Linked DNA regions of Mus musculus: region 2 is linked to region 1. A link is a loop called in an ENCODE intact Hi-C map of the cell type or tissue named here. Cell type or tissue: left cerebral cortex. All regions are shown on one strand. Links, peaks and the distances in the headings refer to the core of each region. The heading gives the core; the rest is flanking DNA.

The links. A loop is a pair of places that touch in the nucleus more often than their neighbours do. Peaks named below come from ENCODE experiments on the same cell type or tissue, not always from the same donor. Only the 100,000 strongest peaks of a DNase experiment are listed, where the experiment ranks them.
Region 2: it touches region 1 in a loop (9-fold over the local background); 2 of 42 quality-filtered maps call a loop at or near these places.

Annotation. Positions count from the first base shown.
Region 1 is chr5:131,172,632-131,188,067 of GRCm38, forward strand. All of the region lies in intron 1 of Galnt17 (polypeptide N-acetylgalactosaminyltransferase 17), which reads right to left. Among named protein-coding and RNA genes, the nearest start is that of Gm40338, 96 kb to the left of the region's middle. In left cerebral cortex, for the core only: no CTCF peak of the experiment used is centred there; DNase peaks (open chromatin) are centred at 8,372 and 8,807; H3K27ac peaks cover 801 bases.
Region 2 is chr5:131,108,991-131,124,426 of GRCm38, forward strand. Galnt17 (polypeptide N-acetylgalactosaminyltransferase 17) reads right to left here. Exons shown (of 11, transcript NM_145218.3): 3 at 2,699-2,865. Among named protein-coding and RNA genes, the nearest start is that of Gm40338, 32 kb to the left of the region's middle. In left cerebral cortex, for the core only: no CTCF peak of the experiment used is centred there; DNase peaks (open chromatin) are centred at 5,075, 8,865 and 11,509; H3K27ac peaks cover 208 bases.

The DNA.
Region 1 (15,436 bases), core at 3,532-11,531:
AAGTATCAGGGAGAAAGAGTAGGGTCAGGCTATATGAAATCCCCAAACCTACTCCCATGATTCACTTCCTCTAGCAAGGTCTAACTCCTAAAGGTCCCACAATTTTACTCAACACCACTGCCAACTGGGAAATATAAGTCTATGGGGGCCATGGGACATGTGAGCCGATGGGGGGGCCATGGCACATATGAGCCTCTGGGAGTCATGGGACATGTGAGCCTCTGGGGGCCATGGGACATATGAGCCTCTGGGGCCTACAGCACTCATTGCACTCTGAGAAAATGATCTTGGGGGTCAGAATTTGTGGACTGATCCATGATGAACAGCCTGCATTTCTTGTGCTTGGCTGGAGAAGTTCTAGAAGCCTTTGGGGGATTGGTGACCTACAGAACACGATTACTCCAAAAAGCCCATATTGAAATGTCAGTTTCCACCTAATACAATAGAGGCTGCCTGAAAGATACACATATAGCAAGCTGTTCTAAATGAAATCACCACGTAACAGTGGAGGTGGGACCTCAAATGAACATTTCCCATCACCAAATAAAGCTTCTAGTACCTAGATGGAGTTATATCTAATTGAGTTTTTGGCTAAAGGGGTCCCATGGTGGGATGGTTTGTATATGCTTGGCCCAGGGAGTGACACTATTAGGAGTTGTAACCTTGTTGGAGAAGGTGTGTCCCTATGGGTGTGGGCTATAAGACCCTCATCCTAGCTGCTTGGAAGTGAGTCTCCTCATAGCAGCCTTCAGATGAAGATGTAGAACTCTCAGCTCTGCCTGCACCATGTCTGCCTGGACACTGTCATGTTCCTGCCTTGGTGACATTGAACTGAATCTCTAAACCTGTAAGCCAGCCCCAATTAAATGTTATTTTTATAAGAGTTGCTTTGGTCATGGTGTCTGTTCACAGCAATAAAACCCTATCTAAGACACATGGGAACTCCCAAACAACCCAGGGTGTTTCCAAGGCTATAAGTTTCTCTCTACAAACTGATGGTAAAGTAAGGTCCTATTGATTGAAGGCAACACCTACATAACTCACTGAACTCAGAGAACTCAAGAGGGTGCCTATCTACAGCCTTCCACCCTACAGATTAGTGTTCATGGTATTGGATGGTACTCTGCATGCTACCCAAAGAGAAAGGTAACCACCAACACAGCTACACACATCTACAGTGTGACCTGATGGGTGATGCGAGGGGGCGATAGTGACACAAAGCTTATGGGTGTAACCAACCACTATCTGATTGGATTGAAGGCCCACTCCATGAGATAGAACCCACCCCCAACACTGTTCAGGTATCTAAGAACCAACCAGATAAGACTTTTCTGCTAAAGGACCACGGCAAATAAAATGACTTCACATGACATTCTGCTATACTCACAAACCAGTGTCTTATTCAGCCACCATCAGAGTTGCTTCCTGTTGAGCAGAAGGGGAACAAATACAGAGACCCAGAAAATGTGCAGAGAGGGAGAGACCGTGGAACACTCAGTCCTAAATGTGATGTCTCCATCAGATCCCTCCCCTTGGGCTCAGGGAACCCTGTGGAAGGTGAGGTGGAAAGATTGTAAGACCCAGAGGGGATGGAGGACACCAAAGGAAACAAGGCCTTCTAAATATAACAGTACCAATGCACGTGTAAACTCACTGAGACTTTGGGCTGCATGCACAGGGCCTGTAAGAGTCTGCTCCAGATGGAGTCCCAGAGCCGAGAGGAGCAGTGTACACAAACTCCCATCTCTCACCCGGAAGCTCTCTCCTCTTGATAAACACTCGCAAAGGAAAAAGGGAGTTCTCTCCAACAGAGCCCTCTTAGGGATACAAACCATTCTTTAGACGTGGCCCCATGCCTGGCAGTCACCGGCCAACACAAAACAAACTCAATAGCATCTTTCAAGATTCTTTGTTTTGACAGGGCATTAAAAGAAAAACAAAAACAAAAACACCCTTCGTCTTGTGTTTTTGCGGGATTCCTATGTGCATCAGCGTGTATATCGCTGAGTCTGTACGTGTTTCTTGTGCTTTTTCTTTGACTCTTTCTCTTCTGATTGCTTGTTTTGTCCTATTACAGTTTTGTTTTACGTTATTTTTATTTTATTATTATTCTTCAGACTGCCTTCTTGTTTTTAAACTAGAGACAAGCAAGGGCATGGATTCAGATGAAAGTCTGTCCTCCCCTCTTTGATGGTGGGTACCGGAAATGTAATCAGAATATATTAAATGGGGGAAAAATCCATTTCTAATAATAAAATGAAACAAAGGCCTTTTCAGTTTTGTCTTCCACCATCAGGCCCCCTGCTGATAAACTGGCTCAAGAAGTTCAAGGCCAGATAAGACAGTGTTACACAACAGTTTTCAGCCAATTAACTACCCTATTTTTCTTTAAAACTGACCAAATTAGGGGAGGAAGACTCTTTAGGGGCTTCAAAATACTAGCCCTTGAGAATAAACCAGCTTTTCCAGCTTTTCAAGTGTCCCCTCCATTTCGCATAAGGCTTTGGCGGCTGCTGCTGCTGCTGCTGCTGCTGCTGCTGCTGCTGCTGCTGCTGCTGCTGCTGCTGCTGCTTCTTCTTCTTCTTCTCCTCCTCCTCCTCCTGCTCCTCCTCCTCCTCCTCCTGCTCCTCCTGCTCCTCCTCCTCCTCCTGCTCCTCCTCCTCCTCCTCCTGCTCCTCCTCCTCCTCATCCTGCTCCTCCTCCTGCTCCTCCTCCTCCTCCTGCTCCTCCTTCTGCTCCTCCTCCTGCTCCTCCTCCTTCTCCTGCTCCTCCTCCTCCTGCTCCTCCTCCTGCTCCTCCTCCTCCTCCTCCTGCTCCTGCTCCTCCTGCTCCTCCTCCTCCTCCTGCTCCTGCTCCTCCTGCTCCTCCTCCTGCTCCTCCTGCTCCTCCTCCTGCTCCTGCTCCTCCTGCTCCTCCTCCTCCTGCTGCTCCTCCTCCTGCTCCTCCTCCTCCTCCTCCTGCTCCTCCTGCTCCTCCTCCTGCTCCTCCTCCTCCTCCTCCTGCTCCTCCTGCTCCTACTCCTGCTCTTCCTCCTCCTCCTCCTCCTGCTCCTCCTCCTCCTCCTGCTCCTTCTTTGTCTGCTGTACATATGTGTTTCCTTTCCCCCAGTAAACACTTTTCTTCAATGCTTTGGAGTGGAAAATAAATGTCATCTCTAAAGAGCCCCAGTAAATGGTCAAAGTGCTGAGCTGACCACTGAGTGTTCAGGCCTAAGTGGGACATTTATTTTAGTGCTCATCCCCCAGGGCTCAGGGAGCATCACTGAAGAGATGGCACAAAGAATGTAAGAGCTGGAGGGCAGGGAAGAGAGCTGTGAGATGCTGTCTGTCTTCTGAACAAGGCATAGATGTTGCATTTATGAACTCACAATAGCTACGGTTTCTTGTAGAAGACCTTCACACAAGATCAAGCCAACAAAATTGGCTACCATTGCAACAGGTAACATTAATTAGACTCAGTGAGCTAAAAGAAAAAAAAAAGTTTCTATCAGCACAGGAATCTCCCCTTCTTTCTTTGTTGGTGCATAACTATGGACCCAACTCTCCATCAATCCTTTCATCTTCAACCCACTGATCCATTCATCCATCCTTCAATCGTCCATTCATCCATCCATCCATCCATCCATCCATCCATCCATCCATCTACCCATCCACCCTTCTATCCATCTATATTAACTTCAAGACATACGCATATACATGCATCAACTGATATATTTATTCATACATATTTATCAATTTATCCATTGATATATCTATACATGAATGTATACATACATATATACTTATCATACATGTGTTCATCTACCCACACATACATGCATTCATACTTTCGCTTACCATCTATATACTTATATCTATGCATACATATATCTACCATCCATCCATAAATCTACCTATACAACAATATATATGCATATATATATATATACATCCACCTATACACATTATATGTAAATATAAACATACATAAATATACTCATCTGTTTTCAATTTATCTATCTATTTATATATAAATATATTTGTTTCTATTCACACACATATGTATACAAATATAATTATTTGCACATACATAAATATATATCTACCCATTTATATGCATCTATAAGTATATCTATCCAGTCATTATACATACACATATCTATCCACACATAATACATAGACCCTTCATTTCACTAAAGTATCTAGATATTCTGATTATGCTGCTTAGTTCAAATAAATCAAAACCAGTTACTGTCATGGTTACACACATGCACACCCAATTTTCTCTTCTCTGGGAATAATTAACTATTACAGCTTTTCCATCCTATTGTCTGCAGAGCAATAAATTATGAGCAAAAAGTATGTATTTCAGTAAATGGTTCAGATTTCAAAAAGCCAGCAATACTTATCTTCTCTTGGGGGATGAATTTGAATGCCCCTCCTCCCTTTCCATAAGGCCAGTGGGGACCCAATATTAAATAATCTTTTTTTTTTTTCCAAAATCCATTAGGGGAAGACTTTTCTTCTCCAAACAGAAAACCTAATGCTGTCCTCACGAATTTCCCAGGCATCGCACACCACAGAAATACCACCCCCCTCATCCCTTCCCAAGACTAACAACTACAGAATTCAACCCTTCACATTTAATTTCCTTTTAAAACTGGGTTTGGAGGGGGGGGGCACTGGGCATCCACAGAATGGTTATTCTGGACTAGCTCCCATTAGAAAGACTGTCTGGAACAAGATACCTTCATTGTTATGCAAATTGCATTCCTATGCAAAACTCTACTCGAAGTCCAATGTACTGTTTTTTTCCCAGACTAGCTTGCCCTCTTCTGCAGTTAGCTTCTATTAAGTGTTGGCTCACTGCTTTTTAAGGTCAAAAGTCCCCTTTCCAGGAAATCCACCTGATACACAGGAGATTTCTGTTCCCCCCCAAAGCTGTTCTTCTCCTTGGTGATCATTTTTTCCTAACAAGGAACTAGCACTTTGTCTTCTAATGCCTCTTCACTGGGTAGGGCAGTTGGCTGCAGTACGGGGGAATCTCTGCCCTTCCCTGATTATCCCTTTTTCCCTTCTTTGAAAAAATGCTGTCTTTGTAAGCACTCAAATAAATCTCTAAAGGGAAAAGGCACCCACGAAGACACAGCCATGACTGCCTGGTATTTACAGTCCAGACAGGGATCTTAGATTTATCTCACCCCTGCTTAGCTCGTTCCAAAAAAAAAAAATCCAGACCCTTGAGAATAATTCTTATGATGATTCAGACAATTGAGAGGTCAATAAGGCTCAGAATAAAATATCCATGTATGGAAAGAAATAAAGAACCGAATTCAACAAATGGAAAAAAGTATTTGTGGAGCTGGGGAGAGATGGCCTAGTGGGTAAGAGTGTTATCTGCTCTTGCAGAGGATTTGATGTTACCAGTCAGCACCCACAGCAGGGGGCTCACAACTGCCTGTCACTGTAGCTCCGGGGGAGTCAACTACTTTCTTCTGCTCTTCATTGGCACCAGCATACACATGCACAACTGCACAAGCGCTCGCACACACACCTAAAAAGGAAAAAATTTCCGATTCTCTGCCGCACCGAGATTTTCTAAGTCTCTCTTTGGGATGCCCACCCCCAGCAGAGACACTGCATCTCAGTATGTGAGAATCACTGAGGAGGAAGCCACAAGAGGGATCTAGAAAGAGAGACAAGGGTACATTAAATACAAAATAAATTAAAAAAAAATTGAGTCGTCCATGTCTTCAAACAATGCAGGCTCTTTCTACACCCTAGACCTAGAGATTCAGGCACAAATAAACAATGTGCTTCCCAGACTCCCGGCCCATACAGACAAGAGAGGAAGATGGTTGAGTAAATACCACCAGGGTGACCCATCCACAAGCTCTGCACGCCCAGGTTCTGCCAATCGCAGGTCAAGCGCATTAGAGAAAACAATTGTATTTAACACATACTGTGATGGTTACTTTCCTCAGTGCTGTGGGGAAATCCCTGGTAGAGTCGAATTAAGGGAGAAAGGGTTTGTCTTGGCTGATGTTTTCAGAGGGTGGGAAAGGAACGGTTGCAGGAGCTGCTTTGTCTATAGCTGTGGAAGTATGGGTAGAAATCCCACCGTGGTTGGACAGACAGACAGGGGTGTACTCATCAAGGTTTCCAGCTATTAAACCACATCTGACAGCTAGACCCCCTCAGCTCAAAGATTCTATATAGCCCCCCAAAGGAGCACCATGAACCTATGAGGGGCATTCCTCACTCACAACACATGGCTTTGGGTAGCAATTCCTCCAAGAGGGAAGTCTTCCTAGAAGGCTCAGGAAGTGGATGAATCTTAGAAGTTTCAGAAGGCAGAAACTTAACACTATGCACAAGGTACCTCCCTAAGTTATACAAGCAGCAATGATTACTAGGGAAGGGAGACTCTTGGCAAGAAATGAGTGTAAGTTGGGTATCAAGATCAAAGGACGCAGCTTTGACGTAACACTGGCCGTGCTGGGTGGGCTCTTCCATGATGCAACTACCTTTGGATCACCCATGGTACTGTATATTATTTCCACCCATACCCCAGTGGGCAAACTGGATAACTCATTGTTTCACTAAGTTGGACTTTGGTGGACTGTTATATTGTTTTGTTCTTGGTGCCTGGAACAGTAAAAACAAACAAACAAACAAACCCTCTGATTGAAACTATAAAGTAGATGGCAACTGAGCAATGACACCCAAGCTGACATCTGACTTACACACTTGCACACAAACACACACACACACACACACATACACACACTAATTTTGAGAGGTTTGTTCCCTCTTAACAAAGAAGATAGACCTTTCCTGTCTAAGCTGCTTGTAATGCTGGTCCAGGGAACATGATATTTGGCTCAACCATACTGGAACAGATAGAACCGACTAGAAAGGGTCATGCACTTGAGCAGACATATGGGTGGGGGGGGGGGAGGATCTGGATCCTCTAAGTGACTAGAAAAGACCTCCAATGACTAACACAGCAGTAAGTGTTCTGTTATTTGCTAACCAATCAAAAGAGCAGGCACACAGAATGCGAGATCACATTAGCTAAGGCTACCATTGAACACTCGGAACTATGATTGAGGACTCAAGTGCTGGAACTTCTCATTTAGAATCCTGGCAAAGGGGAGATCTGTGATGTTTCCAACTTTGCTTTACATAGGAGCTGCACACATGGATGATTCTTCCTGGGGCGTGTTACTGGGTGATAGAAAACACAGGTTCAGCAGGATGTGGGGCACACACCTGTAATCCTGGCACTTTGGAGGCTGAGGCAAGAGGGTTAAGACTTCTAGGCCAGCCTGGGCTACATAATGAAACTCTGTCTGAAGGGGTTTTAGGCAGCCATTGCCAACATGGCTCTGGCAGGCCGTACCCTTCTCCCATTCCATTTTCCTTGCTTTAAAACAAACAAACAAACAAACAAACAAACAAACAAAAACCCCCAAAAGTTAGAGTACGTTCTTAAAGCTAGGAAACAAGGTCTGTTTCCTTATTTGGCCACTTCTTCCCCCTGAAATTGAATACCAAGTTTCAGCTATGAAAGTACTGAGGTCCCACAACTAAAAACCTCTTTTTGGCTACCCTAACAAACTGATCTAATAAAAATTAAACACCTCATCTTAACACAAAGCTTTTCCTTTTACATTTATAAACTGTCATTTGCCCCATGGGCCACATCTGATTTCTCTCTGTGCAGAGGAGGTCATTTGTCCCTCTGGGACAAATATCCCTGCCCCTCTCTCCCTGGCCTCTTTCCTTTTTTCCTTCATCCTCTATCTCCTGCCTTTTACTCCCTGCCCGTTGTCCCTCTGGGACAAATAAATGTCCTCTGTGCTAAGAACTTGGTCTAGGAGAGTTTTGTGCCAACACAGGTCCTTTCTCCATTTCAAGAAGAAGAAGAAGAAGAAGAAGAAGAAGAAGAAGAAGAAGAAGAAGAAGAAGAAGAGGAGGAGGAGGAGGAGGAGGAGGAGGAGGAGGAGGAGGAGGAGGAGGAGGAGGAGGAGGAGGAGGAGGAGGAGGAGGGGGGGGGGAAGAGGAGGAGGAGGAGGAAGAGGAGGAAAGTCACAATTGTCTACATTTTTTTGGCAAGTGTACCAAACTTTACAGCACATACAATTTATATATAGTGACAAGAGCCCCAAGTTCATGCTCAGTCTCCTTTTGCCCTTTATCACAAGTTCCTTGATATAATTATTATCATTATAATATTCTATACTTAGAGATTGGATGAATATTTGAAATATCTACTTGGCTGGATTGAGAGATGCCTGAGGCACTGATGAGTCATAACTGCTGGATATGTCTATGAGGGAGCTCTCAGAGATGACAGAAGTGTGGGTCAGTGACCTGAGGTGGGAGGAACTTCACCGAATATATGTGGGTACCATATAGCTGGCAGGGGTCCCATATGGAAATCAAAAAATGAGTCTTCTCTTTCCCCCTTTCCTCCCTCCCTCTCCCTTCTCCTCTCCTGTCTCCTCTGTCTCCTCCTCTCCTTCTCTTTTTCCCCCTTCCTCCTCTTCTTTTCGCCTTTCCCCTCCTGTCTTCTGCCTTCCTTCTTCCCTCCTCTCCCTCTCCTCTTTCTTCCCTTCTCTCCTCATCTCTTCTCAGGCATGCCTTCTATAAAAGGCAACTCTGGGGAATACAAATGGAAGCAGCCAGCTGCTCTGGGTGTGGGGATGAGCCTCCGAAAACCAGGTGAGACCACAGACCCTGCAAGGCAGATGGCTCCCATATCCAAACTGCCATTCCTGGCTGCCTTCTTTCTTTGTAAATATCCTTGAAAGCTTGAGGACTGTGAGTCACCAGGACAAGAATAGATTCATTCCTGAAAGGCAGGTCTTGTGACTGACATTCTCTTTGCTGACTTGCCACCTGGTCACTGGGCCTTCCAGACACTTGTCCTCATGCACAAACTTCCCTCAGACCTGAAACATTCACTTTTTCTTGGATTGGATAGAATCCAACCCACATTATTCCTGGAGCAGGCTCATACAACACTTCCCACCTACTCACTGCTGGGCCTTTCCTTTTACTCCCCAAAGGAGAGTATATTGCTTGCCTACCTGCTTGCCTCCCTCCCTCTTCCTCTCCCCCTCTCCTTTCACCCTCCCTCCTTCCCCCTCTCTTTTCCCTTCTCCTTCCCCCTCCCTCCCCCTCTCCTTCCCCTTCTCCCTCCCCCTCCTTCTTTACCCTCCCTCTTTCCCCTTCCTGTTTGAACCCAGAGCTTTGCATATCCCAGGCAAACTTTCTACTTCAGAGTTGTGTTCCCAATTTTTATTTTAAGACTGTAACTAAGTTTCACAGGATGCCTTTGAAGTCAGGACCCTCCTGCTTCAGCCTCCTGAATGACTCACTATACCCTGTTTGGTGTGGACTCTTTCCAATAACTGGAAATAATAAACCAAGCCTCCCAATGAACAAACCTTTGTAAAGTCTCAGAAGTACACAAAAGAAGTCTAAGCATTGTTCTATTCTGAGCAACAGATTAAAGAAAAAAAATCTATTATTTAACTATGTGTTGTTTTTCTGAGTGAGGGTATGTGCATGTGAGTGCAGTACCCAAGGAGGGCAGGAAAGGGCAGCTGCAGTTATGGGCAGTTGTGTGCCACCTAATGTGGGTTCTGGGAACCATATTTGGATCTTTTGCAAGAGTGACAAGGGTTCTTAACTGCTAAGCCATATTTCTAGTCCCTGGACTTTGGATTTTACTGTTCATTTTCTGGTTCTATTTTTATTAAAGGTTTCTTTTACAAGACACTTTTAAAGTAGTTCCTATGGAGGATTTGGGGAATGACTTAGCGAGAAAAACCCTTGCCATCCCAGCACTAAGGACCAGATCTCAGTTCAGATACCCAGAACTCACATAAAGCTAGAGTTGGTGGTGAATAGATCTGTAATCCTAAAGTCCTGTAATCCCTGTGGTGAGATAGGAGGCAGAAACAGGAGAAATCTCTAGAAGCTTATGGGCCAGTTACTCTCTTGAGTGCACAGTGGGGAACAACAGGGGACCTTGCCTCAAACAAAGAGGAACACAAAACACAAACAAAAACCAGGGCTGAGGAGATGGCTCAATCAGGGTAACTTTGCTTTATATTCACAAAACCTGCCTTGAAAAGTCAAGAACCTTCCTGTAATCACAGGGCTGAGGAGGCTGAGACAGGTAGATCCCTGGGACTGTGCCCACCGTGTCTAGCCAGTTGGCAAGCTCTAGGATCAGTGTGAGAGCCTGTCTCAAAAATAAGGCAGAATAACACTCAAGGTTGTCCTCTGCCTTTCACACACCCACACACCCATATACCCAACACAAGAATAAATAACTGCAGTGTGAATGCACTGTACACTGATAAGGGGAATATAAAATAGTAGAGATGCTGAGAAAATTGAATTGTATTCCAAACAAAATTAAAAAAAAATACTCTATGACCCAGCAAGTACAACCTTGGTTTATGCCCAGTAGAATCTGCAGCACAGACTTGAACATGTATCTACATAGTCATGCTCACAGCAGAACTGTTTACAATAGCCCAGAAGTCAGGGTGATGGACTAAGGGATAAACAAGATGTGGCACATCCATACCATGCAATTTTATTCAGCCTGAACAAAGGAAGGGAATCTCAACGCATATTAAAACATGGATGGACCTCAAGGACATTATTCCAAGTGGGAGGAAGAAAGAAACCAGTCACATGAGAACAAATTCTGGATGTCATTTATTGGAAGTACTAAAAGGAGTCACATTTGCTGAGACAGAAAGAAGAGTGCTTGTTCTAGTCCAGTGGTTGTCCAAGGCAACTGAGAAGCCCTGAATTCTGTCCCCAGCACCTCATACACTAGCAAGATCAGGAGTTCAAGGTCATCCTTGTCTACCAAGTAAGTTTCAGGGCAGCCTGGGCTATGTGAGACTCCTTCTCAAAGCATAGAAACAAAAGACCCTAAAAGGAAGGGAAAGGATAGGGTGTTGTGACTTCGCAGAGCTTCATTTTATAAGACAGAAAATGTTCTGGGGATGTCTCCATGCTAGTAAACACTGTCAACCCTCACAACCTACACCCTCAGAAACAGTGAAGATGGTAAGGTCTTTTACCATAATTAATTTCTTAATGTAGATAAGTCTTGATATTCCCCTGCTTAGAGTTGTAGGTGGTTTTTGTTGTTGTTGTTGTTATTTTCTTTTGTTTTACAAATCCAGGGATTTTTTTTTAAGTGACAAAACAGCTGGGTCTGAAAGTGCAGATCTATGGTTGCAGCAACTCAGGAAGTTGGGGGGAGGGGTATCTTGAGTCATACAGTGAGTTTAAGGCCAGCCTGGGCAACTTAGTGAGATCCTTCGTCTCACTGGTTTACTTTACCACAAGGATACTAAGGATACAGCTTAATTATAAAATGTCTGTTTAGAATCCCCCAGGGAGGCACTGGGGTATAGCTTAGTCATAAAGTACCTGCCTAGAATCCCCCAGTGAGGGGCTGGGGGCGTGGCTCAGTGGTAGAGCACCTGCCTAGAATCCCCCAGGAATGGGGTGGGGTATGACTTAGTGGTAGAGGACATTTCTAGCATTCATAAGTTCCCAGAACTTCCCATTGAGAGAGAGAGAGAGAAGAGAGAGAGAGAGAGAGAGAGAGAGAGAGAGAGAGAGAGAGAGGGAGGAAAGACTTTCAGGCTATTGGTTGACTTAATAAGCTGTTGTGTCTCCTGAACATCCTACTTTAAGTATGGACACCTCTTCACTACTTGAGACACCAGACTATCAGCTTGACAAACTATTTCTTTTCAGCTGTCTGCCAAGAAAACAATGAGAACAATATACAAGAAGCCTTTTCCCTTGCTCTTTGGCACCAATATCCACCAATTCCAAATGCCCAGGCTGGTAGGAGAGAGGTTCACAGACTTCCTATTTCCACACAGACACACCAGAGACACATCTGCACAGAACACTGTCCCAGATTTTAAGAATACCTGCTAATGCAGGTTCTGGGGATGCTGCTTGGTTGTTAGATCCAAGAAGCCCTGTATTCTGTCCCCAGCACCTCATACACTAGCAGGATTAGGAGTTCAAGGTCATCCTTGTCTCTACAGTAAGTTCCAGGGCAGCCTGGGCTACATGAGACCTGTGTCAAAACATAAAACCCCAAATCCCCTAAAACTAATCCACTAATGATTTCACATTCCAGTAAACATCCCAGTCAGACTCTGCCACCCTAACCAGAATAGAAAATTGGATTCTAGCCATGGATCATCCCTAGATACAAAATTACAGTACTTAAGCCTTCAGCTGGATCTGCTATACAATTGATGTAGAATAACCCTCAGGAAGAAAGGATGCATAAATTGGTTAGGAGAGGAAAATTCATATTAAAATTCACTCCTAATCCTACAAGCAAGACGGTGAAGGGGAAGAACCCCAAAGGAACAAGAGAAATTACAAGCCTTAAAATCGGATTACATTTGATAGAAGACACACGACACGGTTAGGGATTCAGACATTTAATTTTATGATCCATAACTACATCTATAGCTGTGCCTGTAGGTATATCTTATCTAACGCCATCCCAAGCCTGTCCTTTTGATTTTTCTCCCAGTGGTAAAAATGCTAGGTTTGTAAGTGAAATGCTGGACTTACAGGTAAAACCGGCAATGGAGCCTCATGTAACAGCTGGTATCCCAACAGAAACATGGAGGTAAGAAACAGAAATGTAAGCTGTTCAAACTGCAAAGAAGCCTTCGGTGTGGGGAGACAGGCCATTAAAACAAAGGTGCATTTCCTGTTATTTTGCATGTATGTGTGAGTGCCTGCTTATATATCTGTGCAACGTGTACATGCCTGGTGCCTTTGGAGGCCAGAAGAGGGTATTGGATCTCCCTGGAACCGGTGATAAAGATGGTTGCTAGGTACCATGTGGGTGTTGGGATTCAGACCTAAGTCCCTGGAAAAGCAGCCAAGGAAGGCTCTTAAGTACTGAGCTATATCTTTCCAGCCTGTAATTTTTTTCATCTTGCTAGTTGTAAAAAAACCAATCTTCAATATCAGCTTGGCTAGACTTAGAACCACCTAGGAGGGACACCTCTGGACCAGTTCTGTGAGATTTCTAGAGAGGAATCACTGAGGTGCTCTAAGTATGGGTAGCTCTATCCCATGGGCTGGGGGTCTGGACTGAATGAAAAGGGACACAGTGAGCCAAGCGCCAGCATTCATATCTCTCTCTCTCTCTCTCTCTCTCTCTCTCTCTCTCTCTCTCTCTCTCTCTGCTTCCTGACTGTGGATGCCGTGTGACCATGTGAGAATCAGCCTCATGCTTTCTCTGCCATGATGGATTATAGCCTCAAACTGGGAGCTGATAAAAAGCCTCCCTACCTTGCGTGGCTTCTTAAGTGGCTTCGGTCAGGTATTCTGTCACCACATGGGGATAGTCAGCAGGACAGCACCACATAGACTCATTGATCTTCCTTGATTGAACCCACCCTTGCCCCATAGTGATGGCTTCCGACCAGGTCCTAACAAGTTTGGAGGTAACACTCCATTTTCAATGGCTTTTCCATCCCTTGAATGTTGCCAAGTGCTTACAGAAGACCTATAAAGAATCCGAACAAGGCAATTCAGGAACAAAGGGTGGGAAATGTGCTTAAGCAGGTCATCACACACACACACACACACACACACACACACACACACACACACAGCATGACTGGTCCCTACCCCATCACTCCATCTCTTCCCACTAAGAATCACCCATGAACACACAGTCCAGTCGGCTTTGAGGAAGTGATTGGATACTGACAGCTCCTTTCTCACTTGTGGGTTTACATATTGATGGAGTCAGCCTAATGGGGGATTGGGAAGTGGTGGACACTTACAGGGCAGAGCCTAGATGGAGGAAAAATGGGTCACTGAGAGTGTGTCCCTGTAGATGGCATTTTGTTCCTACTGTGTGTTATATGTCTGTGTCTATATCACTCTTATTCTCTTGTTGACTCTATGTCTCTCATTATCTCTGTTGTTTATTCTCATCATAGCTGTCTATCTCTACCTCTTTGTCTCTTCTTTGTTCCACATTCTCTATGTGTCTCTGTCTCTGTCTCCCTCCTCTCCCCCTCTTCTTTCTCTTCCTCCTTGCCACAGACACACAAACAGTGTAAGTGATCAGACACTGAAATCTCTAGCTGGAACAAACCATTCTTTCTTTACATTGTTTGCCTCAATCAAGCATTTTGTCATAGCCACAGATTCAATTAGAGACCATGTTCTCCTAAAAAAAAAAAAAAAGATAGAGCTACAGAAAGACACTCCATGACAGCTGGTCTCTATGTGCACATGTGCACATCCCACACATAAGCACATGCATGTGCATGTACACAAACATGTCCATGTACAAACAAGCCTCTAAAATTGTATAAAAAGAACCAATAAATCATTGAATGAATTAATACCACTATTCTTCTCAATTGGAATGCTTTCGAATATTAGTAACATGGCTAATTAAAGAACTGAAGTGTGTGTTTTCATTCCAAGCAGTGAGGTGTGTGCTAAGGGGATGAGTTGGGAAATCAGAGGGAAAGCCCTGTGCACCTTCTTGAGAGACAGCTTAACAGGCTCAAAGGCACATGTGTACACCTTGAATCCCGGGTAGAGAAATAAACGCTGACCATTGTTCCCAGTGCTGGGATAAGTTTAGCACAGTTGTTTATAAAGTGCTTGCCTCCGTGCTTCCCTGGAGGAGTTAAGTTATTATTGGGATACGGCAGAAAGCCATGATCGTTTTGTTGTCAGAGTTCTGGAAAGAGAAATTTCAAGGGCTAATGTGAAATCTTTGGGGTCAAGTCCTGCAAGGAATGTGGGTCTTTATCAAATATAATAGCTGCTTTAGCTGGGACTTCAGTCACTGTGAGTCACCAAAAAACAAAGGCAGTATTTCCCAAAAAACATACAACCATAGAATTGCTTACCAAAAATTAAAATAAAAGAAGCTAAGTGTGTATAAATCACTGCATTAAACATTAAAAGCACAGTTTGACATCTTTTTTGGCATGTCAGAAGTATAGTACATTTGCATAAGTTCTGGTTTTTAAGTTTTTACTTATATATTATTAAAGATTGATTTATTTTCTATTTCATGCATATGAGTACATTGTAGCTGTCTTCAGACATGCCAGAAGAAGACATCAGATCCCATTATAGATGGTTGTGAGCCACCATGTGGTTGCTGGGAATTGAGCACAGGACCTCTGGAAGACAGACAGTGCTCTTAACTGCCAAGTCATCTCTACAGACTTTATATTTTTAATTTAGTGTATGTTTACGTCTGTGTGTGGGTCCGTGCATATGAGTGCAGATGCCCACAGAGGTCAGAAGAGGGCACTGGATCACTTGGAGTTGAGTTGCAGCTGGTTGTAAGCTGCCTACCTAGCACCTGAAATCAAAGTTGGGCC
Region 2 (15,436 bases), core at 4,809-12,808, 62 kb before region 1:
GGAGTTCAAGATTATCCTCAACTACACAGCAAGTTTGAGGCCAGCCTGGGGCTATATAAGACCATGTCAAGGAAGGAAGGAAGGAAGGAAGGAAAGAAGGAAGGAGAAGAGAGGATGGAAGGAAGGAAGGAAGGAAGGAAGGAAGGAGAAGAGAGGAAGGAAGGAAGGAAGGAAGGAAGGAAGGAGAAGAGAGGAAGGAAGGAAGGAAGGAAGGAAGGAAGGAAGGAAGGAAGGAAGGAAGGAGAAGAGAGGAAGGAAGGAAGGAAGGAAGGAAGGAAGGAAGGAAGGAAGGAAGGAAGGAGAAGAGAGGAAGGAAGGAAGGAAAGAAGGAAAGAAGGAAGGAAGGAAGGAAAGAAAGAAAGAAAGAAAGAAAGAAAGAAAGAAAGAAAGAAAGAGGAAGAAAGGAAGAAAGAAGAAAAGGGTAATGGATAAAGGGCAAAAAGTAGGAGTATTAAAATCTAGTCAGTGGTCATTTTTTATACATTGGATGATGGTCCGCAGAAGACAGATTACTGGACCCAGGAGCACTGTTCACCAAGTCTTTGGGAATTAGTCAGCCCTTCTGGAGAGGCAAGAGAATCTTGATCAATTCTAAGCTGATCCAAACGTGATCTTTTGGAGATCAGGCTTCACAAAGGATTCATCTGAGCTCACCTTCATCCCAACCTGAGAGCACCTTGTGGGATAATTCTTCTGCTCAGAGCAAGAGGCTTAGGCCATTCCTAATCCTACAGATACTTGGAAGATTAGCCTCCTGGACCTTCAGCAGGCTCGCTCTGCAGTTGTCCTGTCTGACCTGAGCTCAGAGGGCTTTCTCCCTGCGGTAAGCATGCTGAATTTTGTACATTGTGAGCAGATACAAGAGCACATTTCTGTCTACCTCCACACCCAAATGTCCTTTTGCCTGCCATTCTAGTTTTATAATGGTCCTGTAACTCTTGCTTGCTTTCTATTTTAGCTGATTCATTCTTTCTAGGTGTGCTGAACTCAAAAGATCAACTAACACGGCTCGTTTTCATCTGCCATCATTTTGGGTTCAGTGGTCCAGGGAGGGGATTCTAATGTAAGATGTGTTCTGAACAAAGCATGTGCATCCATGAGTGTGTGCATGTGCACATGGGTACATGCACATGTACATGCGTATATGCATGCATGTCTGTCTGTCTGTTCAGGCCAAAGTTCAAGGTTAGGCGTCCTCTTTAATCGATCTCCACCTTTATATTTTGAGCCTCTTACTGATTCGGTGCAGCAAACGTTTTCTTTTTAAAATTTATGTCTTGGAAAATATGAATGGAGACAGTATTAAAAGGCGGAGGGGGAAGAAAACAGACTTTCCTTTGGGTGTTCTTTGAGTATTATGAAAAGGGGAAGTAACAGGTCTTAGCTGAGGAATTTACTCCTGTTTGTTTTGTAATTAAGTTCTCAGCATGTAGCCTAGACTGGGAAAGAACTTGCTACTGGAGCCCTGGTTAGCCATGAATGCATGCATGTTCCTCCTCTCCCAGCCTCCCAAGTGCTAGAATTCGAGGTGTGGGCCATGATGATCGACTCCACTAACTTTATTTACACATTTATTGAATTTTACATGCATATGTGCACTTGTTTGTGTGTGTGTGGAAGTGCACATACTATACACATGCATGTGGAGGCCATAGGACAACCTCAGGTATCATTCCTCAGGAGCTGTCTCTCCACTTTGATTTTTTTTTTTTTTTTTTTTTTTTTTTTTTTTTTTTTTTGAGAAAGGGTCTCTTCACTGGCTTTGAGTGCGCCAATTAGGTAAGGCTGGGTGGTAAATGTGCCCCAGGGGTTTGCCTGTTTCTGCTTCTCCAAGGTCTGGATGATAAACACATGTCAACATGTCACACCTGGCTTTTTAAAAACATGGGTTCTAACCAGGTATTGTGGTACATGCCTTTAAATCCAGCACTAGGGAGGCTGAAGCAGGCAGATCTCAGAATTCGAGCCCAGCCTGGTCTACAGAGTGAGTTCCAGGACAGCCAGGGTACACAGAGATTCTGTCTCAAAAAAGAGTGTGTGTAGGGGCGGCGGAGAGGCTCTGAGAAATCAGATTCAGCTCTTCATGCTTGCTGGGAAGGCATTTTACCTACTGCAGTCTACCCAATAATTTTATAAGAGCCTGCTCCAGTTTCGTCTTTTGTTGCTGGGATAAAACACCTTTGCCAAAAGCATAGGGGAAGGAAGAGTTTATTTGGCTCACAATTCAAGGTCAGAGTCCATCAACGTGGGGCAGTGAAGATGCAATCAACTACTCACATCAGACCCACAGTCAAGAGTGGAAACAGATAGGTCTTGCTTGATTGTTGCCATTTGACTTTCTCCTGGCTTATACAGTTCAGGATCCCCTTCTTAGGGAATGATGCCACCCACAATGGGCTGGACTCTCCAAATCATCTAACAATCAAGACAATCCTTCATAGATGCGCCCGTGGGTCAACCTGATTTAGATAATAGACTCTCTTCCTAGGTGATTCTAGGTTGTTGTATCAAGCAGACAGTTAAAACTGATACGGCACAGATCCCTAGAAGATTGGAATAGTAATGAACCAATGTCTGCTAAGACTCTCCCTTCCTCCAATATGTTCCAGGGAGCCAAAGACTGGGACACCAGCATGGTTCCCTTGGGAACAGAAGCAGCATTTCTTGAGTCCTGAAGACACACTGTCCTCGCCCATACCTTCATCACTGTTGTCATCCACCAGGATGATCTCCTTCAGCAGGTGTGTGGGTGTGTGATTGACAGCGCTGTGGACTGACCGAAGTATCACAGACAGGGCCTCATTCACGAAGATGAAGATGATGGATATCTGGGGCAACTCCTTGGAATATTTGAGCTCCTTACACCTGGGGAAGGGAGAACAGGAAAGCTATCAGAGGAAGCAGGATGGCAAAGGAGGGGCTGGAGAGATGACTCAGAGATTAAGGGCACTGCTCTTGCTGAGGACCCTGAGTTGGTTCCCAGCACCATGTGAAGCAGCTCCCAAAGTACTTGCAACTCCAGTTCAGGGGGATCTGATACCTTCTCTTAGTTTCCACAGGTACCTGCACATGCATATACTCAGGCACACAAACACATGCACATAAAACAAATCTTAAAAAAAAAAAAGTAAAAGAAAGCATATGCAATATGGCTGAACACAGGATTTTAGCCAATTTCCTCACTAGGTTTTGCCAAGGCAAGGATTCATCACTCTCCCTTGGCTCTCCATCTTTCTCTCTCATTCTTTATTCAAGGCTTCTGGTAGCCTAGGCTGACCTTGAACTCACCGTGTACCTGAGGATAACTTCGCCCTTGTGATCCTCCTCCTGTCTTCACTCCTTGGGATACTATTACAGATGTACACCACCATGTCCAGATTACATGTTGTTGGGTATGCAACAAGGATTTGGTGCATGCTAGGAAGCACTCTACCATTATGCTATGTATGTGTCCAGCCCTCCCTTAGTGTTTTCTTCACTAAACCTTGTGAAATAAACCTAAGCAATAAAGCATTAAAAGAATGCAGCCTACTTCACCCAAATTGATCATCCCAAAGGGGGAAAACACTATTGGGGCATACATCCACCTGTACCCACTTGTATCACATCCCTGCTTTGACAATCTTAGGGTTAAAGTCTGAAATGTCCCATAGTCTGATGTCCTGAGAGGTTTATTGGAAAACCAACTCACAGGTGGGAAGATGGCCCAGTTGATAGTATTTGCTATGCAAGTATGAGGACCCAACTTCAATGTCCAGAACCCATATAAAAAATATGTGGTGGTAACATGTCTGTAACCCTAGTGCTGGGGAGGCAGAGACAGGCAGATCTCTAGGGTTCTTTATCTATTCAAACTATCTAGTTGATGAGTTCCAATTTGTAAGAAACCATGTTAAAACAAAAACAAGGTAAGATCTGGGGAGATGGGCTGGCGAGATGGCTCAGTGGGTAAGAGCACTGACTGCTCCTCCAAAGGTCCTGAGTTCAAGTCCCAGCAACCACATGGTGGCTCACAACCACCCGTAATGAAATCTGCCACCCTCTTCTGTTGCGTTTGAAGTCAGCTACAGTGTACTTGTGTATACTAATAAATAAATAAATCTTAAAAATAAAAGATCTGGGGAGATCTTGCAGTACAAGCATGAGGAGTGGAGTTTGGACTTCTAGAAGCTATGAAAATGCACACTGGGGTGGAAGTTCACTTGTAATTCCCGGCTTGGAGGGCAAAGATAGAGTTCCCAGAACAAGCTGACTAGAGAGACTAGGCCATATCAGCAAGCTCTGGGTTTGATTGAGATGCCCTGCCTGGGTAAATAAGGTGGACGAGTGATGGAGAATGATTCCTGATATCAATCTCAGACCTCCACATGCGTGCACACACATGTGCACCCACACACACATGAACCCCCCCACATACACACCTGAATAATGCACATACATCCAAGCACACCCTACACACAAAAGTAAAAATAAAGGGACTAGAGAGATGGCCCAGTAGATGACAGCACTGGCTGCTCTTAAAGAAGAGCCAGGTTTGATTCCCTGTACCCGTATGGTAGCTCAGAACTGTCTGTAAATCCAGTTCCAGGGAATCTTGAACCTTCTTGGGCCTCCAAGACTGCCACGTACACATGTGGCGCACACACACATACGTGCAGACAAAACACCTACTCACATAACAAAAATGTAAAAATTAAATATGGAAAGAAAATAAAAAATAGACATAACCGAAGAAATGATAGTTGACTATTTGCACATGTATAGACACCACATTCACACACACACACAAACACCTCAGAAACACACACACACACACAAACACCTCAGAAACACACACACACACACACACACACAACACACACACATATATATACACACACATACACACACACATACACACACACACTTATGAATGCACAAAGAAATACAACAATCTAACTCATCTTGTCTCTATGAGACTTCACAGTAGATAGAAGGAAGCCTGAAGGACCTAACAAAGGAAGGGAGGGAGTAGGAGGGACATGCTGGGGAGGGAGGGAGAGATGCATCTGTTTCTTTATGCTGAACAGCTTGGGCTGTGTCAGGCTGTATGAATCACACCAGCAATTTTCAAAAGAAAATAAAGTTTTGTTACGATATACATCCCTGCCTCCTGAGGAGACTGCTCAGGGATTCATGGATCACACAGCCTGGTTTTTGTTATGGCCCTGTCAATCCATTGTCTGGGGATGCAGGAGAGAGAACAATGGCCATCGTTAGGCTCATGAGCTATTGGCCAGGGTCATCTCATTGGCTGGGTGGTGATCCGAGGAATGATGGCATACAAGCAGGTCTCTCAGGACTCGCTCTTGCAGCCTTAGCTTGAGAGTCTGACAGCTGCTCCCTCTCAGGCCATTACTCGCCATACTGAACATGAGAAATGAGAGTGTATGTTGCTTATGCCCAGCTACCCCAAACAACTAACTTCTTTGGTCCTGTTTTATTTTTCATATAAATTACTTTTGATACAGAGTCTCAGGTCACCAGGTTGGCCAACGTTGACTTTGAATGTTTGATCTTGCTGTCTCCATCCGATTAGAGGTGTGTACCACCACACCCGATTTGAGTGATGCTGGGAACGGGACCCCAGACCTTGTGCATGCTTGGCAAGCACTCTTCCAACTGAGCCACTTTCCCAGTGCTGGTCTGTTATTTAACAGCCTCTAGTTTTTGTAGGCAAGAAGGAAAGCTAGAGTTCTCTCTTTACTCAATGCCATCTCTACCCATGAGCAGTGGAGTCTGGTTGTTCTCCAGGATGGTGTTTGTGCTCAATCTTGGGTGTCAACTTGGTCGGATTTGGAGTCAACTAAGAGACATTCTGCTGGATAGACTCTTCCCTCAGAGTGGGATCCACCTTCTACAACAGCCTAACTAAAAAAAAAAAAAAAACCCAGATGGAAAAATATCATTGCTTGCCTTCATTCACTTCTAGATGGTGGTGCATTTATGCTGGGATTCTGATGCTTTAGCCTCTTTCACTAATGTCAGCTTCTTCAGCCTTCTAAAGTGGCTCTCCAGGGACTACCCAAGCCTTTACCATTCATTCAGGCTACTGAGGCATCCAGTGTCATAGACTGAGCAGCTACCATGTTCCTAGCCTCTTCAGTATGAAGACAGCCATTGTTGAACCACCTAGTCTGTATCCTGTAAGCTAATGGACAGACACCATTTTATAATATATATTCACTCTATCAGTTCTGTTCTCCTAGAGCAGTGGTTCTCAGCCTTCCTAATTCTGTGACACTTTAATACAGTTCCTCATGTTGAGCTCACTCCCCTGATCGTAAAATTATTTTTCGTTGCTACTTCATAACTGTAACTTTGCTGCTGTTATGAACTTTAGTGCAAATATCTGTGTTTTCTTATAGTCCTAAGTGACCCCCATGAAAGGGTTTTCAACTGTAGCTCCTTTCCCTGAGAGATGAATCCAAGCTAAACGGTACTCTGGGGCAGGCATCTTGGGAGAGAGCTTACCCTCTCTTCATAAAAAAAGCATGCATGACCACACATTTCCTGTCTTGTCAGCCTCCCAAACTACAAAGCCAACTATGTAGCTTACGAGCTATACGCGTACCCCCAATCTTTTGTTTTCCTGAGGCATGGTGTGTTGACTAGTTTTAACTGGCAACCTGATACAAACTAGAATCACCTGGGAAGGGTCTCAATGAGGAATTATCTAAATCATACAGGCTTGAAGGTGAATCTGTGGGAGATTGTCTTTATTGTTAGTCAATGAAGGAAGACCCATTCCATTGTGGGTGGTACCATTCCCTAGATAGGGATTCCCAAATGATTTGAGAGGAGAATGCCAACAGATATAAGCAAGTAAGCAAGCAAAGATTCATGTGTTTACTCTAATTACTCTTGACTGTGAATGTGATGCCTTAGGTTCCAGCCTTGATTTCCCTAAAGCAATGGACTGTAACGTGGAAGTGTAAATGAACCCTTTGGCCAGCATGTTTTATCACAGCAGCAGAAAGGAAACTAGAATATGTGGCCTCACTATGCAGCCTAAACTAGGTTGGAATTTGTTGGGTAGCTCAGGCTGGCCTTGAACTCATGACCCTTCTGCCTGTAAAATTATACAAGACAGAAGGTCCATGTAAGGATAATGCACTATTTGTTAGAAAGTTCTTCCATAGTTGGTGCATAGAAAGTTAGGAGGATAAAAGAATTGGTGTTAGAGCTAAGACCCTCGTATCAGGAGTAGAAAATGTATCGCACAAACATCAAACACCTCACCATTGATCATGGAGTGTTGTAGGTACCCCTTCTACCAACACATTCTCAGATCTGGTCCCCAAAACAATGCCTTTCCTTTGGATAACTAGTCAGTAACTAATAAATAGTCTTTTATGCAAACAGAGATTGTTGGCAGGGACAGGATCTGCATTGGTTACTTTTTTGTTGCTGTGGTAAAACTTCATGATCAAGAAAACAAAGAGAGTTTATTTTAAACTTATGGGTGTAGATGATTAGAGTCCATGATGGCACATCAGAGGTAGCAGGTGGAAGGTAGTTGGAGGGGCAAGTGGAGAGAGCTCACATCTGGAACCAAAAAAAAAAAAAAAATAGTAAGCAGAGAGGGCTGGAAATGGCATGAGCCTTTTGAAAACTCAAAGCCTGTCCCCAGTGACATACTGCTTCTAGCATGCCATATCTCCTGAGCCTCCCGTAAATAGCTACCAACTGGAGATCAGATATTCAAATGCCAGAGAATTGTGGGAGACATCAACCTCAAATCATCAGAGAATCTTAAGTCAGGGTCAATTTTAATCAATGCCCAAGACCTAAAGGAGGATCTAGAGAAATTAGACACTAGATTTCTATTTAAAAAAAAAAAAAAAAGAGGTCTGCTGGACAAAATAGATTCTCAATGAAGTTGTCCTATGAAGAAAAGAAACTAAAAATTTTTTAAAAAGGTCACAAAAAGAGTCTAAGAGACTGAAAATGTACAGGAGTGCAATGAAATTCTGTCCTCTTCTGGCAACAGGAAATGGCCATTCTGGTCATAAACTCATAGCAGCTGTGCCCTGCTTGGAAGGGGCTCCCAAGACTCTACTCCTCCCTGGGGATCTACAGTCAGTCAATGGTTGCTGGGAGAAACATTTCCTTCAGTAGTCAAGGCACTGGTAGGTTTCTTTTGGCCCTATTAATAACCCATTAATTGATTAAGGATACACAGTAGCTCATTAATTAATATTTGTTAATTAAGTGAGTATAATTATTCAGGCACATGGAGCTGACTAATTAAAACTGACTGGATCACTTTTTAAAAAAGCAAAATAAACAAAAAAAGACATAAAAATAGGAGATGGGCTTTTTTGTTTGTTTTTGGAAAGAAGGGGATCAATGGGAATGAGAGTGAGATAAAAGATGGTAATGGAGTGACTCGAACAAAGTACGTTATGCGTGTATATGGAATTATCACACAACAGTACCAATGAAAGACTTTGTGGCTCAGGCTTCTGAAGCACTGAGCTCTCATTGCGGCTGTCTGTCCTGTCTGTGGTCCCAAGATGTGACCATCAAACTCTGGGTAACCAACATCATCCCCTCCCCCTCTTCACAACCAGATGGACTGGGTTCATTTGACTCCAAAGATGCCCAGACAGTTACCTCATGGATGGAGACTTAGAGATGGACCAGCCAATGAGTTCTCCAGAGAACCACAGGGGCAGTGGAAAAAAACAGAGATGCCAGATGGAGTTTGAGTTTATCACGAGACAGAAGCTCTATAGGCAAATGGTAGTCTTGCTTCACAATGTAAGGATGTGTGCTTAAATATGAGTAAGATGGAAACTACCATTTAACCAGAAGGAAAAAACTAAATCAAGGTGGGTGTGCTAAGGAAAAAGCTAAATCAAGGTGGGTGTGCTGGCACATGCCTGCAATTCCTGTACTCTGAAGAAAGAGACAGGAGGATTGCTGCAAGTTTAAGGCCACTCTGGGCTACATAGTAAATTTAAATTCAGCCAGAGCTACATGGTGAGATCCTGTCTTAAAAAGCCAAAAATAAAGAAAAGGGAATAAGCTTGCTCACAGCTCTCTCCATCTCTCCCTCTTTGTCTTTCCACCTCTGTCTCTCTACCTTTCTCCCCCCCCCCTCCTCTTTATTTCTCTCCATCTCTGATCTCTTGTTCTCTCCTTTTCTCTCTATCCACCTGTCTTTCCATCTCTCATCTCTATCTCCCTGCATGTTTTCCCCATCTCTCTATTCCCTGCTCCTGCCATTTCTTTCTCTCTCCCCATCTCTTATCTTTCAATATCCCTCTGTCTCTTTCTCCATCTGTCTTTCCATTTATCATCTTTTTCTTATTCGTGTATCCCTCCATCTATCTTAATTTCCCTCCCTCTTTTTCTCCATCTCTCTCTACATCTTTCTCTTTTCCCTTCTCTTTTTCATCACACACATACACATATGCATACCACATACCACACACACATTTGGACACACACATCACAATTCCACTCTGTGTGTCATATATACAAACCCCTCCCCCCTCTCTCTCACACACACACACACACACTCCCTCTTGTCCACCTTCCTCTGGGGAGCCATGCCTAACATGCTGCCCTTTACTTTGGGAGACAGGATTGCACTGATTGAAGTGTCTCACCTTATGAAACATCATCACTTTGATCCTTCCTTCCTGTCAGAGCCTCAAAGTCTCTGACTCACCCTGAGGAATACTCAGAACTACCTTATTAGGAATACTGGTGCTGAAGTACAATCATCTCCACATTCCCCTGGCCTTTGCTGGCCTGCTCTACAATGCTAGAAATGCTGTATTCTGATACTTCCAGCTCTAACTATTAGAGTGTCCTTCCTTACCAGTTTCCTCTCCTTGCTCCCCAGGACCCTTTACATCTCCAGTTCCTAGACTGCTCTGGTTTTCCCTCTATCTGTTAGCCTTTCCCTGGTGTGTAAGTCACTTCACTGCTGTACCGAAATATCGAACAAAAGGCAACCTAAGAATAAAGGGTTTATTTCAATCACACTTTGCTGGTATATGCCATCATGATCGGTAAGGCATGGTGGGAGAATCAGGAGACAGATGATCAACGCCAGAGATTGCATTGAAAGCAGACAAAAATGATTGCTGGCATTTAGAATGGATATTTCTACCTGAGTAACCTACCTAAAACCCCCTTACAGTCATGCATGGAGGTGGGGAAGACACAGCCGCAGGGGGATTTTAGTAGTGCAAGGATTAGTTTCAATTGTCAACTCAACATAACCTAGAAATACCCTGGAAGAGATCTCAATGAGGAATTGTCCAGATAAAGTTGGCCTGTGGGCATGGGGATTGCCTTGAATATCTTAATTGACTTGGGGAGACTCAGTCCACTGTGGGCAGCACCATTCCCTATGATGGGGTTCTGAACTGTATAAAATGAAAGAGCATGAGCCGAGTATTAGGTAGGCATGCATTTATTTCTCTGTGTTCTTGACCATGGATATGATGTGAGTAGGTGTTCTTGACCTTCCCACAATGGTGATCAGTGGCCTGGATTTGTGAGCTAAAATGACCTCCTTTTACCTTCAGGGTTTTTTGTTTGTTTGTTTTTGTTTTTTCTTTTTATCATACAAACAGAAGTGAAATTAGAATGAAAGCTCTGACTTAAGACGTGGATTTGTTCATTGATAGATTCATGACACAGTGGCCTTATGGGGAGGCGGTGAAAGGTGGGAGGCAGAGCTCAGAGGAAGTAGGTCACTGGGGTTCCTGGGAGCCATATCTTATCTTGCCTGTACTCTCTCTTCCCACTTCCAACCTGTTGTGATAAGAGGGGCTGTACACACCCTGAAAGCTCTAGTTGATGGACTGATAAAACCAGGAGCCAAAATTAATCCTTCCTCTTCGTTCTGTTAGATGTTGGTTCTAGTACAAAGATGGACCCAGGCTGAATCCCAATTCTTTTCTCCAACCCCATATCTCCTCCCTGTCCAGTTGCTATAGATATACATATGTACTATACCTGGGAATACTGTCCCTCCATGCACACAAACTTCATGCCTATCCAACTGTTCCTCTACCCTTAAGCCCTGGTTCCTGGCAGTGTTCCTAGACCTCTATCTGGACGCCCAATGCCTCTCCTTTGCTGTTTCCTGTCCCTTTGCACGGTCCTATTTTCTCCTTCTCCAGGGCAACTGCCCATCTTTGTTTCTTTTTGCTTTCTCAGAACTTCATGTGGAAACCCAGGAGAGAAAAAGTAACTGAAATCACACGTGAAACTCCTCCTCTCCCCTTCCTGTATTTACAACGTCTGCTATTCATTCGCATGATCAAAGGTATCACTTATTTGCCACCACAGTTATGATGTGGGTGACAGCTCTTCCGTGCTTAAAAGGCATCTCCAGCACAACCGTGCTTCTGTCTCTCTTGATTTACTAATCAGGGCTCAAATGCTTCACGCTGCCTGGGTCAAGTACATCCTGCAGCCTGGTGCTCCAGTTATGCTGATCCACCTCATCATGCTTTGCCCGCAGTTGAGGAGAATGGTGTCATTTTTAGCAACAGCAGACCTTGCAAAATGGGATGCGGGGTGGAATAACACAGATCCAGGCAGTTCATGTCTTGGAGCTCTCATTATTGGGGGAGGGGAGGGATACACACTGGGTTGTTTAATTTCCTCTCTTAAGCTCTGTGGTTCCTATCAGAAGAGCCAGCCACATTCCTCATTAGCTAGGCCTCCTGACAAACTGCCTACTCTAACATTGGAATTTCCTAGGTCTGTCCTATCTATCTTGGTGACGTCCTTCTCAGCAATGGAGATTCAGCCTACTTCATCATATGAGTGCTTGCTTATCTTGGGGTCCATGGAACCTGGGAGAAACTCCAGAGATTAGATGCACATGAGTCTGCCCACTCTGGGGAGGCAATCTGTTCTATTAGTTAGCTTAACATAGGCACATGCTGGAAGAGGTTGAACCAGGGCCACCTTGCTAAGAGAATATCTCTGTGGATATGCAGCCCCATCTCAGGATCACACAGAGTCCCGTGTCATCCCTTTCAGCCTGGTTCCTACAAACATTTATTCTGAAATACCCCCAAAGGTATTTTTATTCTTGGATGGATCACTTCCTGGCTCCATGGCTACCTAGGAAGTATTTTCCCCCCTCCGAGTCATAGAGAGTTGCTTTTCCAAAGACAGAACAGTCATCTTTAGCCAAAAATCCAGGAGGCCCTACTCTCTTTAGCCATATTAAGGCAGAGTAGGAGGTTCTGGTACAGGCTAGAACCCTCTATCCTTCTCTGAGCAGAATGACTTCCTTCCTTCCTTCCTTCCTTCCTTCCTTCCTTCCTTCCTTCCTGATGGAAGATTGTAGATTCACTTTTAACCTGGTTTCTGACCATAGCTGACAATTTTATACACACATTCTTTTTCTGAAAGAGAATGGGGAACACACACAGACACTTAGGGGTGCAGGGGGCACCGTTCAGAACCTCAGCTTAGCAGATGATTCCATCCATGTCTGATGCAGCTGACTTTATTATATTGAAGAGAGAGAGAGAGAGAGAGAGAGAGAGAGAGAGAGAGAGAGAGAGACAGAAACCCCTAGAGTTTTATTAAGCAATGGACCAGGAATAGAATCTGTAAAAATAATTAAGAGTAAATTAATGCAGACAGTTTTAGGTCAGAGCTAAGAAAACCTCCACACTCTCTGCAAGGGCAACGCCCCCAACGTTACTGGGAGGCAGCTAATCAGTTACCTTCTGCAGCCCAGCGGAAGGAGAGGGGTTGGCCCTACTGCTGTGGAGGGCCTGAGGGACATTAAGAACTGGTGCAACCTGGGAAGAATAAATAGCTTTATTTAAGGTCCAACTAACTTCACACTTGGGAAGCAGGCTTCCTCCCCATACCACGAAACTCTCTCTTCTCGGCGAAAATCTGCCTCTTCTCCTTCACTTCTGAGCAATCCAAACTGCTCTAAAGGGTTTGGTGTTTCATTTCTAGAGGGTTTGGTTTTAGTTTCAGATGCCTGGCAAACCCTGGGTTCCGCCCCATCCCTGCATAATGTGGGCATGGTGCTGCACAGTGTCAATCAAAAGTCTAGAGGCAGAGGCAGGAGGATCAGAGTTCAAGGTAGTTCTCCTTTACATGGTGAGTCCTGAGAGATTAAACAGAACTGAGAGATAAGAACCAGATGGATCTCAGAGAATCTATGCCAAGGGGTTACAAGACAAACCAAAAGAGCGAATATATCAGTCAATGGTGCCAGGACTCAAGACTCTATCTGCCCTCTGAATACACTTCAAGATTAATTTTATCTCTAAAAAGCTAAGTTTAGAATTCCAAATATAAGAAACATGAGTATCTACAGATTCTGGATGTCAAAGAATTTCCAAGATAAAACACAGTAGGTTAATCACAACACAGACTCTGGGGCTGGAGAGATTGTTCAGTGGTTAAGAGCAATGCCTGTTATTCCAAAGGACCCAGGTTCATTTCCTAGCGCCCACATGGCAGCTCACAACTGTCTGTAATTCCAGTTCCTAGGGATCTGACACCCTTCCAGCAATGCACATAAAGTTAAATAAAGTGTCTCTTTTGAATAATAACACAGACTCGTGTCCAGAAGAAAAATGAAGATACAACGAATTGCAAATGAAAACCAATTTACAGCAATAACTGAACAGAAAACTACCTTACATCATTTAATAATGAAAGTCAGAAAAGCTTAACTAGGACTTAAATGGTGTAGTTGTCAACAGTACCTGATGTGCTCACAGAGAACCCAAGTAGTGTTCCCAGCACCCATAGCAAGTAGCTTACAATCATCTGTAATTCCAGCTCCAGGGATCCAATGCCCTCTTCTGCCTCTGTGGGCACTGCACTCATATGCACACACACACACACACACACACACACACACACACACACACACACAAACTCATACACTCACACACATACATACATACACAATGAGAGGCCATGACTCAAGGGAAGAAAAGAAGGTGGGGAATGATAAAGTGGGGTACTTTATGATTTCCTTTGGCTTTCATGAATGTTCATCTCCATACACACATGTGCATACAACACACATAAGTATGTACACACACACACACACACACACACATACTGAACCAACCGCTTTCAGGAATTGGGTCTTGCCTCCATCTTTACACAGGTTTCTGGGATTGAGCTCAGGTTTCCAGGTTTGCTCAACAAGCACGTATGTCCTATGAGCATCTCAGGGCCCCAACAATAACTGGCTTATAGTAGCCTGCAGGTTCTAAGGAATACGGGACAACATCTGTCCAACTGACATCTTGGGCACATATGTTGGACCAGCTGCTCAACTAATGTTTACTAAATACACTGATAAAGAAAACATACTCAATTTGTTGATGGTGTGTGTGTCCAGAAGAGAACATCAGATACATGTGTGTGCACACACGTGGAGTTCAAAGGATGGCCTCAAGGGTCATTCCTTTAGGTGCTGTTCATTTTTTTTTTTAAGACACAGTCTCTAAATAACATGGAACTAGCCAAGTAGGTGAGGCTAGTTGGACAGGGAGCTCCAGGGATCTTCCTGACTCTACCTCCTGAGCATACATGAACCTCTACACCAGACTTTTTCTGGAATGGACTCTGGGGATTAATTAACATAGGTCCTCATGATTGTAAGCAAGGCACTCTCTTAACTGAGCTTCTTTCTGGCCCTAGACTGGATCTTAATCATCTTCCAAAAAGACCAATGAGTCAATAATCAGACAAGAGCCCATGGCCAAGGTTTTCACTTCTTGGTTAACTAGGAAACATACACAAGCCAGGAACCACAGGTAGACTGATGGGCTAAAACTCCCAGAAAACGCCAAGTGGCCTATATCCATCAGGCACCACCCCCCGAAGTTTCTAGAACCTCCTAAAATAGCACTGCACCAACTGAAGAGCAAACATTTAAAACACAAGCCTTTGAGACATTTCTAATTCAAACCACAGCATGGGACCCATCAATCAAGAATGGAAAGCTCTAAAACTTTTGAGCTAAAATAAACCTTTCTCTTTATAAGTCAATTTGCCTCAGGTCTTTTGTTATAGCGATGGAAAATTGATGAATACACTTTTCTGGTGGCCTGTGCCTGCAGTGGGTTGCGGAACATTTAGTTTGGGGATGCCAAAGATTTAATGAGGAGCCTATAATTGTAGGAAAACAAAATCCCCTCCAGGGTACCTGTTATGCCTGGTTGAAGATGCCACCTCAGATCACCTCAGATTCACTGGGGAAGAATCTCTTTCTCCCGGGGATGGTGACTTTATTTAATTCCAAATATTTTTCATCCCACTGGCTTTACCAATGGAAAAAAAATCCCAGGAAACTCCACAGAGCTGCTATGCCTCAATTCTGATGACAGCTGGAGGATGACGTCCAGCCCTTGATTCTAAC